Linked DNA regions of Homo sapiens: region 2 is linked to region 1. The links are chromatin contacts, found by Hi-C in ENCODE. All regions are on one chromosome and are shown on one strand. The core of a region is the stretch at or near the end of the contact, and the rest is flanking DNA. Distances in the headings are between cores, read along the strand shown.

The links. Hi-C counts contacts between places; a loop is a spot of excess contacts on that map. Pooled maps may share reads with other maps.
Region 2: a pooled map shows a loop between it and region 1 (12-fold over the local background). The contact joins the enhancer-like site here to the promoter of CDK13-DT in region 1. A Hi-C loop is called at or near these places in 1 of 168 maps with a recorded cell type or tissue (naive thymus-derived CD4-positive, alpha-beta T cell), 1 of 37 single-sample maps with no recorded cell type and 9 of 50 pooled maps.

What each region holds. Positions count from the first base shown.
Region 1 is chr7:39,944,750-39,951,103 of GRCh38, forward strand. CDK13-DT (CDK13 divergent transcript) reads right to left here and starts at 4,670. Exons shown (of 1, transcript NR_158201.1): 1 at 2,772-4,670. It overlaps CDK13 (cyclin dependent kinase 13), which reads left to right and starts at 5,507. Exons shown (of 14, transcript NM_003718.5): 1 at 5,507-6,354. The coding sequence starts at 5,893. RefSeq lists enhancers at 3,745-3,934, 3,956-4,875, 4,065-4,114, 4,375-4,504, 4,575-4,824 and 3 more and silencers at 5,065-5,294, 6,085-6,354.
Region 2 is chr7:37,332,864-37,339,217 of GRCh38, forward strand. All of the region lies in intron 2 of ELMO1 (engulfment and cell motility 1), which reads right to left. Among named protein-coding and RNA genes, the nearest start is that of ELMO1, 110 kb to the right of the region's middle. Within about 2 kb of position 3,533, at least 7 of the 41 ENCODE cell types and tissues checked have a DNase peak (open chromatin) inside an H3K27ac peak, as active enhancers do.

The DNA.
Region 1 (6,354 bases), core at 3,420-5,919:
TGGTCTCCAACTCCTGGGCTCAAGCAATCTGCCTGTCTTGAATTTTAATTTGGATGAAATCCAGTTTATCTATTTTTCCTTTTGTCACATGTGCTTTTGGCTCATTTCGATTTTTTTTAATATGGTATGAGGTTGGCATCCAGCTTTTTTCTTTTGCATGTGGATATCCAGTTGTCCCTGTATCATTTGTTGAAGAAAAGTCTATTCTTCCCCATTGTATTGTCTTGGCACCTCGTTGAAAATCAACAGACCATAAATGTGAGTGAATCAATTCTTAAATGCTGATTTTTATCCTTTTTTTGTAATGTTCTGTAAACAAAATAAGACTTATATTGCCAGTTAAAAAGTTCTGGTAGAAATGGGCCGGGCGCGGTGGCTCACACCTGTAATCCCGGCACTTCGGAAGGCCGAGGCGGGTGGATCACCTGAGGTCAGGAGTTTGAAACCAGCCTGGTCAACATGGTGAAACCCTGTCTCTACTAAAAATACCAAAACTAGTCAGGCGTGGTGGCAGGCGGCTGTAATCCCAGCTACTCGGGGGAGCTGAGGCAGGACAATCGCTTGAAGCTGGGAGACGGAGGTTGCAGTGAGCCGAGATCATGCCATCGCACTCCAGCCTGGGGGACAAGAGCAAGACTTTGTCTCAAAAATAAAAAAAAAAAAAGTTCTGGTAGAAAAGATTTCCTGTGACCTATATCGTCATCAGCATTATATTTTAAGATGCTAATGATTCTACTTATGAGAAATTTTAACAAAACACAGATGAATTGTTCATGTTTGTTTCTCTCAAATTTGTTCATGTAATTAGTAACTTGAAATACTCTTGTTATCTAGTTGAACTTCCAAATATTCATGAATATTTATCTCCTAAGAGGACCTACACATTCTTGTAAAATTAAAGAATAAAAAATATTTGGCCAGGTGCGGTGGCTGACGCCTGTAATCCCAGCACTTTGGGAGGCCGAGGCAGGTGGATCACTTGAGGTCAGGAATTCAAGACCAGCCTGACCAACAGGGTGAAACCCCGTCTCTAAAACAAAAATTAGCCAGGCGTGATGGCGCACATCTGTAATCCCAGCTACTTGGGTGGCTGAGGCAAAAGAATTGCTTGAACCTGGGAGGTGGAGGTTGCAGTGAGCTGAGATCACACCACTGTACTCCAGCTTGGGCAACAGAGACACCCCGTATGAAAAAAAAAAATGTAGTTTGGGGCCAGGACATGAATCTTAAGTTTTTGGAAAAACCAACTCCCCAAAAATCACGAAAATTATTTTAGGACAACATGAAAAATAAGTTTAATGCTAGTACCATCCCTGATCTATTGGTAATGGATGACTGCATCACCGTGTCTGAGGGATTCTGAGGCTACATTTAGGGTGAGCAGGAAGGAGTGCTGCCATTAATTAATGATACCTACCATGGAATGGAATGAGGACATGGGGTCACATGGTAATATTTAGCAACTTAATTTGGCTGTAATATAATTGAAAATAGCAGTGGCTTAAACAAATTATTCCTTTTTTAGTCTAGGGTTGGTTTGAAGGATCCATAATGCCCCCGAGGAGTCACGTCTTTCTATTTTCCTTTCACTTCACCATCCTTAGCCTGTGCTTATTCCTTTGTTGTCATGGGACAGCTGCTCAAACTCCAGTATTGCATTTGAGTTCCAGATGTAGAGAAAAGTAAGAAGTAAGAGTGAGGGGCAGAAGGTACAGGTCAGCGAAACTGACCTTCCTTTTTTTTTTTGAGATGGAGTTTCGCTCTCGTTGCCCAGGGTGGAGTGCAATGGTGCACTCTGGGCTCACCGCAGCCTCTGCAACCTCTGCCTCCCGGGTTCAAGCGATTCTCCTGCCTCAGCCTCCCGAGTAGCTGGGATTACAGGCATGCGCCACCACACTGGGCTAATTTTGCATTTTTAGTAGAGACGGGGTTTCTCCATGTTGGTCATGGCTGGTCTTGAACTCCCGACTTCAGGTGATCTGCCCGCCTCGACCTCCCAAAGTGCTGGAATTATAGGCGTGAGCCACCGGGCCCGGCCCTGACCTTCCATTTTTTAAGAATCATTTCCATAAGCTTCGCCCAACAACTTCCACTTCACTTCATTGGCAGGAGCCAATGATCACGTCTTATCTGCAAGGAATACTGGGAGATGTAGTTTTTAGCTAGGCACATTTACCCCCATCAAACCCAGGATACTGTTACTTAGGTAATCAAGGGAAAATCCATTTAGGAAGACAGCTAGAAGTTTACTCCACCATTACTGTTTTATAAATACGTATCCCTCAGCTTTACTGAACCAGCAAGAATTCCCACTCCCCAGCACATAGAAGCAATATTGCACTTCTGAAAAAAAAGTGCTAACACTGTGGGCCTCTGAACTGCATAAAAGATGAGTCTGGGGCCTGGTGCAGTGGCTCACGCCTGTCATCCCAGCACTTTGGGAGGCCGAGGCGGGCGGATCACCTGAGGTCAGGAGTTTGAGACCAGCCTGCTCAACATGACAAAACCCCGTTTCTACTAAAAATACAAAAAAATTAGCTCGGCATGGTGGCGGGCAACTGTAATCCCAGCTACACGGGAGGCTGAGGCAGGAGAATCGCTTGAACCTGGGGGGCGGAGGTTGCAGTAAGCCAAGATTGCACCCCTGCACTCCAGCCTAGGCGACAAGAGCAAAACTCTGTCTCAAAAAAAACAAAAACAAAAACAAAACAAAACACGAACTCCCCACCCCCCCACACACAAGCAGTAATAAACAAAAATATAGTCGTAAATGGGAATTTCAAATCTCTTTAATATTCAGGCAAGCAGACAGGCTTATAGAAACAGACGGCTTCTAATTCAAAGGTCCTTCCCATTTTTTGGAGTTTGAATCCTATTAGTTATTAGTGTTTCCAACCACGTGGGCAGGTATCTTGAGCTCAAAATGTTCATTCAACCTCCCCCACCAAAGGTAGAATCTTTGAGGAAACGTGGGTGGTAGAACCACAGTAAAAATATTTTAGTACATGTTTTTTGTTTGCACCCTGGATTGGGAACTATCCATTTACTTTTTTTCCCTTCTTCTCCATTTAATACACTTACACATGGGAATTATCCATTTACTATGGATCAAGTTTTCTTTGAAAATATATGATAGAAGATGACATTCTCAAGTGGAACTGGTTGTACACGAGGGGAGCTGCAAGCTAAACCTCTTATTTGCTCTCTTTGTTCTGTTATTCCAGTCTATCTAACGTAGGACGATGGAACAAGTTGATCCTACATGTTTCTGAAAAAGCCACTTGCTAAACAGTCTTTGGTAGGAGGCTGGCTACAGGACCTTCACTCAACAATACTGTCAACCAGAAATTTGTTTTAGGAACCCTGCCCCCTATTTTTCTATTCAGTTTCCCAATGCCCATCCCATGGTGTTGCCCACCCAGGCCTGCCCTCCTGGGAAATGCTCTGACTTTAAGATTACCTATTCCTTTGCCTCCTCCTTTATCCTTCAGCAAACCAACATCCTTTGTACTCGGTCAGTGAAGTCTGATCTTAGCTTAAATCAGGCCAGTCTGTGATACTGTGATGTCAAACTGATTAAAATAATTTACACTAAGGTATTAACGATGGATAGATACCAAGTGTTTAAGAACTAAACCAACTGATGATCTGAACAAATGAATTTTCAAAGGGGTTACTACATTTAGTCATTGAACAGACGGCTTAGCTTTTTCTTTTATTAGAGGCAGGGCCTCGCCCTGCTGATTGGCCAGGCTGGGGTGCTGTGGCACGGTCATGGCTCACTCCAGCCTCGAACTCTTGAGCTCCAGAGATCCTCCTGCCTCAGCCTCCGGAGTAGCTGGGACTACAGGCGTGTGCCACTGCACAGGGTTAGCTTGCGTTTCCAACCATTCTAAAAGCCAATAAGCCATTTACATTTTAATCTAATTATCCCGAGTGCTTAGTCTGTAACTGAAGGGCAATTCTAAGGCAAGAAATGAGATGTGAGGTCACTATATGGCTATGTTTGGCAACCCCAAAGGTTTAGATATGAAGGTGAAAGTGGGTGAAGTACTAAGAGGGCAGTCCTCATTCGCACAAGATGTTTTTATTTCAAGCCTCCTGAGAATTTGGAATTTTCAGTAGTTCCTTTTAACATTCCACTTATTTCCTGTATTGATTTAAAGCTTTAAAAATTTTTATTTTAAAGTAAATAGTGTTACCGAAGCTTGAGCTGTGATTCCCAAGTGTGTTTTTTAGGATAAGAAGGGGCCTCGCGGAAGTTGCGGTGAGCCGAGATCGCACCATTGCACTCCAGCCTGGGCAACGAGAGCGAAACTCAGTCTCAAAAAAAAAAAAAAAAAAAATGGGGCCTCGAACTTTGGCGTACGTGAGACAAGTTAAACCAACGCCATCTCCACCCTGTTTTGCGGGGTGTTTTCTCTCCTTTCGCAGCTGTTCCACTCCCAGGGCTTGACTGAAGGTACACGGGGGGTAACTGCCTACTCCAGAAGGCCACCAACAGCATTATTTCCCTCGCAGTCTCCAGAAACACTTGTTCTCACTGTGACCTTTCGCTCAACAGGCAGGCAGTGCGGCGTCTGCAGAGCCGGAACCGGCACTGCGCGCTGGACGCAAGCAACAAGCACGACAGGCGCGCCACCACGGGCAGAGTCTCAAGCAACAGCAGTGGGCGGCACACGAATCCTCTCCTTTCTTTAACCCTTCTTCACACGGAGTCCCACCCTCGCCGGAAGCCGAGCGGTTTCTACATCATGCCACTTCCGGTGCGGCCTGCCGGCCCCTGGCGGGAGCGAGCACGCCAGTGCGCGGTAACTTTGTTCCCGCCTCTCTTGCCCCGGCCACCTCTCATCTTCGGCTTTCTCTGAGCGTGAATTGCGGGCGCGCTCCCGGTCGTACGTCAGGGCTGAGGGGAAAAGCCGAAAGAGCGAGGCGAGAAGGAGGGGTTGTGGAGGTTAGGGCCCAACCAGCAAGTCCCGTTGCTCTCCCTCCTCCTGACGAGGAGCGGAGAGGGAAGGGGAGGAGCGAGCCGGGGCAGGCCGCGCACACCAGGAGCCTCCTCGTGGAGGGGGGGAGCGGAGGAAAGGGGTAGCTCCGCCACCTCTGCTGGCGGCGGCGGCGGCGGCGAAAGAAGAAGAAAGTCAGGGCCCGTACCTACCGCCACAGACTCAGAAACGCCCCTGCCCCCATCTCCCCGGAAATAGCCCCCCGCCCAGCCCCGCACAGTCGCTGCCCCAACCGAGAGCCGCAGCCCGGTCGCCCCCGCCTCGCCCCGCCCCGCTGCCCAGCCCCGCGGGCCGCAGAGTGCGCGAGGCCCTAGGCCGGGAGTTGTTGTCAGGCCCAGGCCACTTCCGAGGCGCCTGCGGTGTGTCGCCGCCACCACAGGAGGACGACGTCGACGCCGAGGAGGAGGCGGTGGAGGCGTGTTGTTGTCTCGCCCACTCCCCTCCCCTGAACTTGCACCCAACGTCAGGGCGCGATGGAGTGAAGCGGCGACGAAGGTGGTACTTCCGCGTTGCGCTGCCCGAGCCGAGAGCGCGGCCAAGGCCGCTCCCCCACCCCCGGGGGCACTTGGAGGACTCGGGACTCCCCCGCAGGTCAGCGCCCGGCGCATCTGGTGTTTTCGCTGCCGAGGATAGGACGACGAGCGCAATCGGGAGCTCCGCCGCCCGGATTCCTGCTTCCCTGGGGCCCGGAGGCTGCTGCGTACCCCACTGTGACCTGGAACCCAGGGACCCGAGTCCCGACCCGGATTATCGTGGCGCTTTTCCCGGCCGGCTCTGGTGCTCGGTGTCCCTCCGCCGCCGCTCCCGTTTCCGGCGGGGGAGATGGCCAGGATCTGACCCGGGAGGAGGCCGCACCCGCGCCGCGCTCTGCGGCTGGCTCTAGGCGATGCCGAGCAGCTCGGACACGGCGCTGGGGGGAGGCGGGGGCCTGAGCTGGGCGGAGAAGAAGTTGGAGGAACGCCGCAAGCGGAGGCGATTCCTGTCCCCTCAGCAGCCGCCGCTGCTGTTGCCGCTCCTGCAGCCGCAGCTCCTGCAACCGCCGCCGCCCCCGCCGCCTCTGCTCTTCCTGGCTGCTCCCGGCACGGCCGCCGCCGCAGCCGCCGCCGCCGCGGCCTCCTCCTCTTGCTTCAGCCCGGGCCCCCCTCTGGAGGTCAAGCGGCTGGCGAGAGGCAAGAGGCGCGCAGGAGGGCGGCAGAAGCGGCGTCGCGGGCCCCGCGCCGGGCAGGAGGCGGAGAAGCGTCGGGTCTTCTCGCTGCCCCAGCCGCAGCAGGACGGCGGTGGCGGTGCTAGTAGCGGCGGGGGTGTGACCCCGCTGGTGGAATACGAGGATGTGAGCTCCCAGTCCGAG
Region 2 (6,354 bases), core at 2,283-4,782, 2.6 Mb before region 1:
AAGGAAGAAGCGTGGCCTGGCAGCCAGCTGTTATGCTACTGAAGCCACCTAGGGGAAATAAGCTACAGCAGTGGCGGCTAGGACGGAAAAAGGGTGGATGGACTCAAGCCCACTTAGGAGGCTGATTTTACAGGACTTGCTATTTGAGGGGCTATGGAGATTGTGGGGATGGGGGTTAAGCATGATGGTGATGCCATTGACCCATGAATGCATTTGATGGAAAGCTAGGAACAAGAAACTAGAAAAGCACATATTTTATTTGCTAGAGGCTGCTCTCATTTCCTTGGAGTTCTGGACACACTGCACATTGGTCTATATACTCCTAAAGTACAAGCTGTTTGTTCCTGGGTACCCAGAGTTCCTTCTCAACACTGAAATCCACATATTTAGATATCCTGCCACAATTAACCTGTTGACCTAACAGGAAAATAAGCACAAAGTGTAACATTCACAAAAGGTTCTAGAAATGTCAGAGGTCTTAGTCATCAAGTCTTAAGAAAACATAGTTAATACAAGAGTGTCCTGAGTTGCCCGAACTTCTCAGAGTGGCAGTGTTGTGGAAGGAAGTAGAACAGAAGAGAATCCCACCAGCACCCACCTACAGAGCAAACTAAAAATCTGCATTTCATTTGCTGAAGGAAAAGGAGAATGCCAGAGTTCATTCTCGCTCAATTAAACTCAGCTCAGTTAAAGGGAGAGATATGTTTGCTGTGTTTTTCTTCAAAAACTTGGCAAATTTTTAAGATTTTATGAGGTTATATAGACTCTCTCACACAAGAAAAGAGAGCTAAAACCAGAAAAGTAAGTACCCCAGTCACTTCATTTTAAAGGAAGTTTAAGAAATATCTGTTACATTACCAAATCTAAAAGTTGCAAAAATCAGATGAAGGATGTCTATTCCTCTACCAATGTCATTTCACCTATTATGACGGTATGAAAGCAATGGTGCAGTATCACAGTCTTTATTACAGCTTTCTTAATTGGAGCAAAATGAGCTCTTAAAACTATGTTTGTACTCTCTGTAAAGGAGAGGCTAAGAATTTTTAGGACCATTTCCCTCATGGATAAATTGAGGCACTATCTTTAAAGGACTCACTAAAAGTTACCGTGGGAGCCAAAGGTAGCTCCTGCAGGGAGAGTGATAAATTTCAAGGGCTTCACAACAATGTTTTCAAATGTAGGTCCAACAGCATGAGCATCACCAGGGGAGCTTCATAAAAACAAGGATCCCTGAACCTTGAATCACTACACAATGATCCTCTGTGTATTTTCAACATGTTTCATGAGTGATTCTGATACAGAAGCAAGCTCAGGAGCCCCTGACCTAGTCCATTCTCAACAGGAGGAGACTCTGTCCACCGCCCAAGAGACATTTGGCAATGTCTAAGCCTGGCCAACATGATGAAACCCTGTCTCTACTAAAAATACAAAAATTAGCCAGGCATGGTGGCGGGCACCTGTAATCCCAGCTACTCGGGAAGCTGAGGCAGGAGAATCGCTTGAACCTGGGAGACGGAGGTTGCAGTGAGCCAGGATTGCACCATCGCACTCCAGCCGGGGCAACAAGAGCAAAACTCCATCTCAACAACAAGAAAAAAACCAAAAAACTGCCTGGGTTTTGGTGTTATACAGTGCTGGATTCAAATCAGTACCTTCCTAGCTGAGTAATCTTGGGCAAGTTAATGAACCTTTGAATAACTATGAAGTAGGGAGCCTAAGCCGATCTTGAAGGCTGTAGTAAGGTGATGAAATCCCACGTGCAAGGCCTTCTATTGCCTGCCACATAGTGTGTGGTGCTTGCTGTTATTATTACTGCTACTAACGAGCAAAATTCCATGTCAAGTACAAAAACTCAAATGGGTTTTACTCAATGAGCTTTTCAAAGGTCTTGTGTAAATCAAATTTATGCATATGGAATTATATCTTAAATATGCTATAGAAATATGGTAGTTGAAAAACTGCAGGCAATCACACTTACCTAAAACACATGCATCTGTGTTTCTTTTAGGGAATTAAACCCTTCCCAATATACTGGGGTAGGCGTGCTATTATAATTTTTCTGTTTGGAGAATGAAGACCACCAGTGTTTTATTCTTATCTTCACTGTTCAGAATTGAAACCTATTGTACACACACAGTAACGGAGATCAATGTGATGAACCAAAGGATACAAATGTATGTAAGCCACTGGCTGACCTCCAAGAGCTTATAATCTATTTCAAGAGAAGTGAGCATGAAAAAAGAAAAATGTAAATTACGTTACGTGTGAAATATATTAACTGCAAATAAAAGCTACAGGCAAAGAAAATGATATAAGAAATTAGAAAACTGGAGAAAAGACTGCATTATAATGCGATCAGAAAAGGTTTGAGTACAAAGGAGGCTCTCTGCAGTGCTTAGCAAAGCCAGGATTTAAAGCAGTAGAGAGCTGGGAGAAGGCAGGGGGCATTCAAGGTGGCATACTTTTAGAAGGAAACGGCAAGAGATGAAAAAAGACCATGAATGTGCGGGAACAAGCGTCTAAAGGAGCAGCTTCTATAAAACAGAGGGGTACCTGGGAATCACATACAGTGCCTGCAGACACTACCTTGGCCCAGGGACAATGCTTATGAAAAATATGGAAGGATGCAAAGCCACCCTAAAGAATCTGACTGAAGTCTCAGGAATACCAGAAAGCTCAAGAATCATCCATGTCTATTTTTTTAAACTGATAAACTTTTTTCAAACAAAATCTTTCCCCAAATCATACGCAAATGAAAATGGGACAATACAAAGGTGCTGCAGCAGGAGTGAGCGAGGGGTGCCCGGAAGCCCTCGGCAGCCACCCCTCTGCCCCAAGCCATTTGAGAAGCAGAACTAAGGTTGAAAACTATGTATCTCTTCCCATTGCCCTTTTTGGGCCTGAATATGCTCAGAACATCTTCTCCAAGCATTTGTCTGATGCACACTTGGTAGAGATGATGGATCCCCTCGCCTGATGAGATGGCCCGTGCTGGCTTTTCTTGGGTGAAGGTGAAATGTGTCTCCTAGCACAAATAGGATGGAGTTCCTACACTTGGGCCATAAAGAACGCATCTAGGCAGGGCACTGTGGTGGTTCATGGACTGTAATCCCAGCACTTTGGGAGGCTGAGGTGGGAGGATCGCTTAAGTCCAGGAGTTTGAGACCAGCCTGGGCAACATGGCAAAACCCCATCACTACTAAAAATACAAAGACTAGCTGGTCATGGTGGTGCACACCTGTAATCTCAGCTACTCGAGAGGCTGAGGCAGGAGGATATCTTGAGCCCAGAATTAGAGGTTGCAGTGAGCTTTGATTGAGCCTTTGTACTCCAGCCTGGGTGACACAGTGAGACCCTGCGTCAAGGAAAAAAAAAAAGAACATATCTAATGGTCCCCCCTCTACATGATATAACCTCAAAAAGTTGGTAATACCTGTGAGACTCCTTTCTTCAGGTTAACATATGGGCAGTTTCACTAACCATTTGTCTCGTCTGTAGACAACTGAAGTTAGAGAGGGGAACCATATATCCACCCAACAGAGAAATGAAACTAGTGGTTAGCTGGCAGGCTATGCCGGTGATGGGAACTGTTGTTATGTATGTAGGCAGAGGTGAAACTTTAACGTCATGAGCGAACATGGACTCTAAGACAAAGAGTGTCGACAGTGAACACACAGACCAGAGGGCTTAGCACTGAGGTTGGAACTGATCTAGAAAGAAGAGGAACCAGGAAGGAAACAATCCCAGATGAATCAAACAGGGAGGAAGAATCTCAGGCACTGAAGCTAGAGGAAGGAAGGGAGAGTTTCAAGAAGATGAGAATGGGCAGCTTTGCCGAGCGTAACCGAGAGGGTGAGGACAACCAAGGCAGAGGTGCCACCAAAAAGGGGAGCCCTGTAGAGAGGTAAATTGTTGTTCATGCAAATATTAAAATAAGCATGGAACAACATAGATGGCATATACTGGTAACATTTAAATAAGCCTGGAATGGAAAAACAGAATAAAATACTACCAAAAGAGAGTTACTAGGTCAAGGGGAGGATTTTCCAAGGTGAAAACAGAAGAGTTCACTGTTGAAGACAGAGAAGAAGAAAAGAATAAGAGAAGAGAACATGGCTGGGACAAAGCCCCAGGTAGGGTAGAAAGGATGGGCTAATATCATTTGACCCCGCAATCTCATTACTGGGTATATACCCAGAGGATTATAAATCATGCTGCTTTAAAGACACATGCACACGTATGTTTATTGCGGCACTATTCACAATAGCAAAGACTTGGAACCAAGCCAAATGTCCAACAATGATAGACTGGATTAAGAAAATGTGGCACATATACACCATGGAATACTATGCAGCCATAAAAAATGATGAGTTCATGTCCTTTGGATCCATTCTCAGCAAACTATCGCAGGGACAGAAAACCAAACACTGCATGTTCTCACTCATAGGTGGGAATTGAACAATGAGAACACATGGACACAGGAAGGGGAACATCACACACCGGGGCCTCTTGTGGGGTAAGGGAAGGGGGGAGGGATAGCATTAGGCGATATACCTAATGTTAAATGACGAGTTAATGGGTGCAGCACACTAACAAGGCACATGTATACATATGTAACTAACCCGCACGTTGTGCACATGTACCCTAAAACTTAAAGTATAAAAAAAAAAAAAAAAAAACACCTATGTGGAGCATTGGGGGTTGGGATAAGCTGAAAGCACTGGAAACAAATTGGGACCACCTCTTCCCTTCTCTGCTAGCAGTAGAAAAAGCAAAACAAAACAGGAAGGCAGGAGATAAAGGCATCAGGTAGTCTGTGATGCCATGCAAATATGTAGGCCGAGAAGTTCTAGGCAAAGACAGAAGTGGTAGCTTTCTGGTCTGTGTCTTCCTTGAAAAGCAAGGCCTGAGGGGGCAGGGCAGAGACAAGAAATACTGGAGGCTTGAAGAGTTTATGCAGGGAACAGAAAAGCTGCTGCTCAGAAATGGTGAGTGGCCAAGATGGAAAAAAAAAATCACAGAGTACTAGGGAGCCAGTGAATATTCCATAGCACAAATTGGCTATGTGTCCAATTAGGACACCTCTTTATTACCAGAGGATGCCTCCCACTTGTCTTTTAATTTTTTCTCCTTCCTAAACATTGAAAAAGTTAGGCAGAGAAAGAATGAGAACAGAGGGCAAATGTTCACAATGGAAGTGCAGGTGAAAAGGAAAACCAGAGTACCTAATTTTCTAATCTAGCTAATAATGGCTGCTTTTATTGAGGAATCACTCTAAGCTATGCAACATGCTACACTCTTTTCACATGATTTCTTTAATCTTCACAAGGACCATCAAAGTAGCAAATTATTATCCCAAAGAAACTGAGGCTCAAGGCTAACTGAGCCTTTCACAGAAAGCAGGGCTCCAGGACTGCTATGGTCTGAATGTTTGTGTCTCCCCAAAATTCATCTGTTTGAAACCTGGCCCCCATGGTGGTGGTATAAAAACATGCTTGACAGAGCCTGTTTGCCCCTTTTGCCTGTGGGGAAACATACAAGGCACCATTTATGAGGAACAAGCCCTCATCACACACCACATCCACTGGTGCCTTGATCTTGGACTTCCCAGCCTCCAGAACTGTGAACAATAAATTTCTGTTGTTCATAAATTTCCCAGTTTAAGGTACTTTGTTATAGCAGCTGAAGGAACTAAAACAAGTGCTCACATCCAGGTTTAAATGTCCTTGGAGCCCACTGCCTCTTACTAGATGCTGCTTATTGAAGTGTTTGGGATTCCAGACTCTTGACCGAGAAACAAATACATTATTCAGGACATAATAGGTTAACAAGAACAGTGCATGCAGGAGCCTTGATATATCCAGACAACAAGCATCCTCATCCTCAAGCGGCTCCCCGGGCTTGAAACTCAACAATACATTGTGAAGGCGAGAGCAGGAGTCAGGAACCAGTGAGTTGATAATTCTTTTGAGACCTTCCTGTGATACAGCAAAGTCCATGTCTAAGAAGCTCCTGGGGATTTTTCCTGCTGAGTGGAAACACAGAATTTTCTCCTAAATATTTAGAAAGAAGATAAACAAGTCCATCATGGGCAGACGTCCCTCTGAAAACTCCAGGCACTGATGGAGGGTGGCTGAGCAGAATTGAGCACCTGATAAGATAATCACTACTCAGGAAGCACCGCCTCCCAGTTATTCATTCATGAAATATCTTTTCATTTTAAGGACTGTTCACCAGGCAAGGAGAAACAACACTCAAAGACAGGCAGTTCCCAGTCTAATGACTGCTTCTCAAACTGTGGAAGCCCTTGGATTAGATTCATCTGGTGCTTATCACAGATGCAGATGAAAAGCC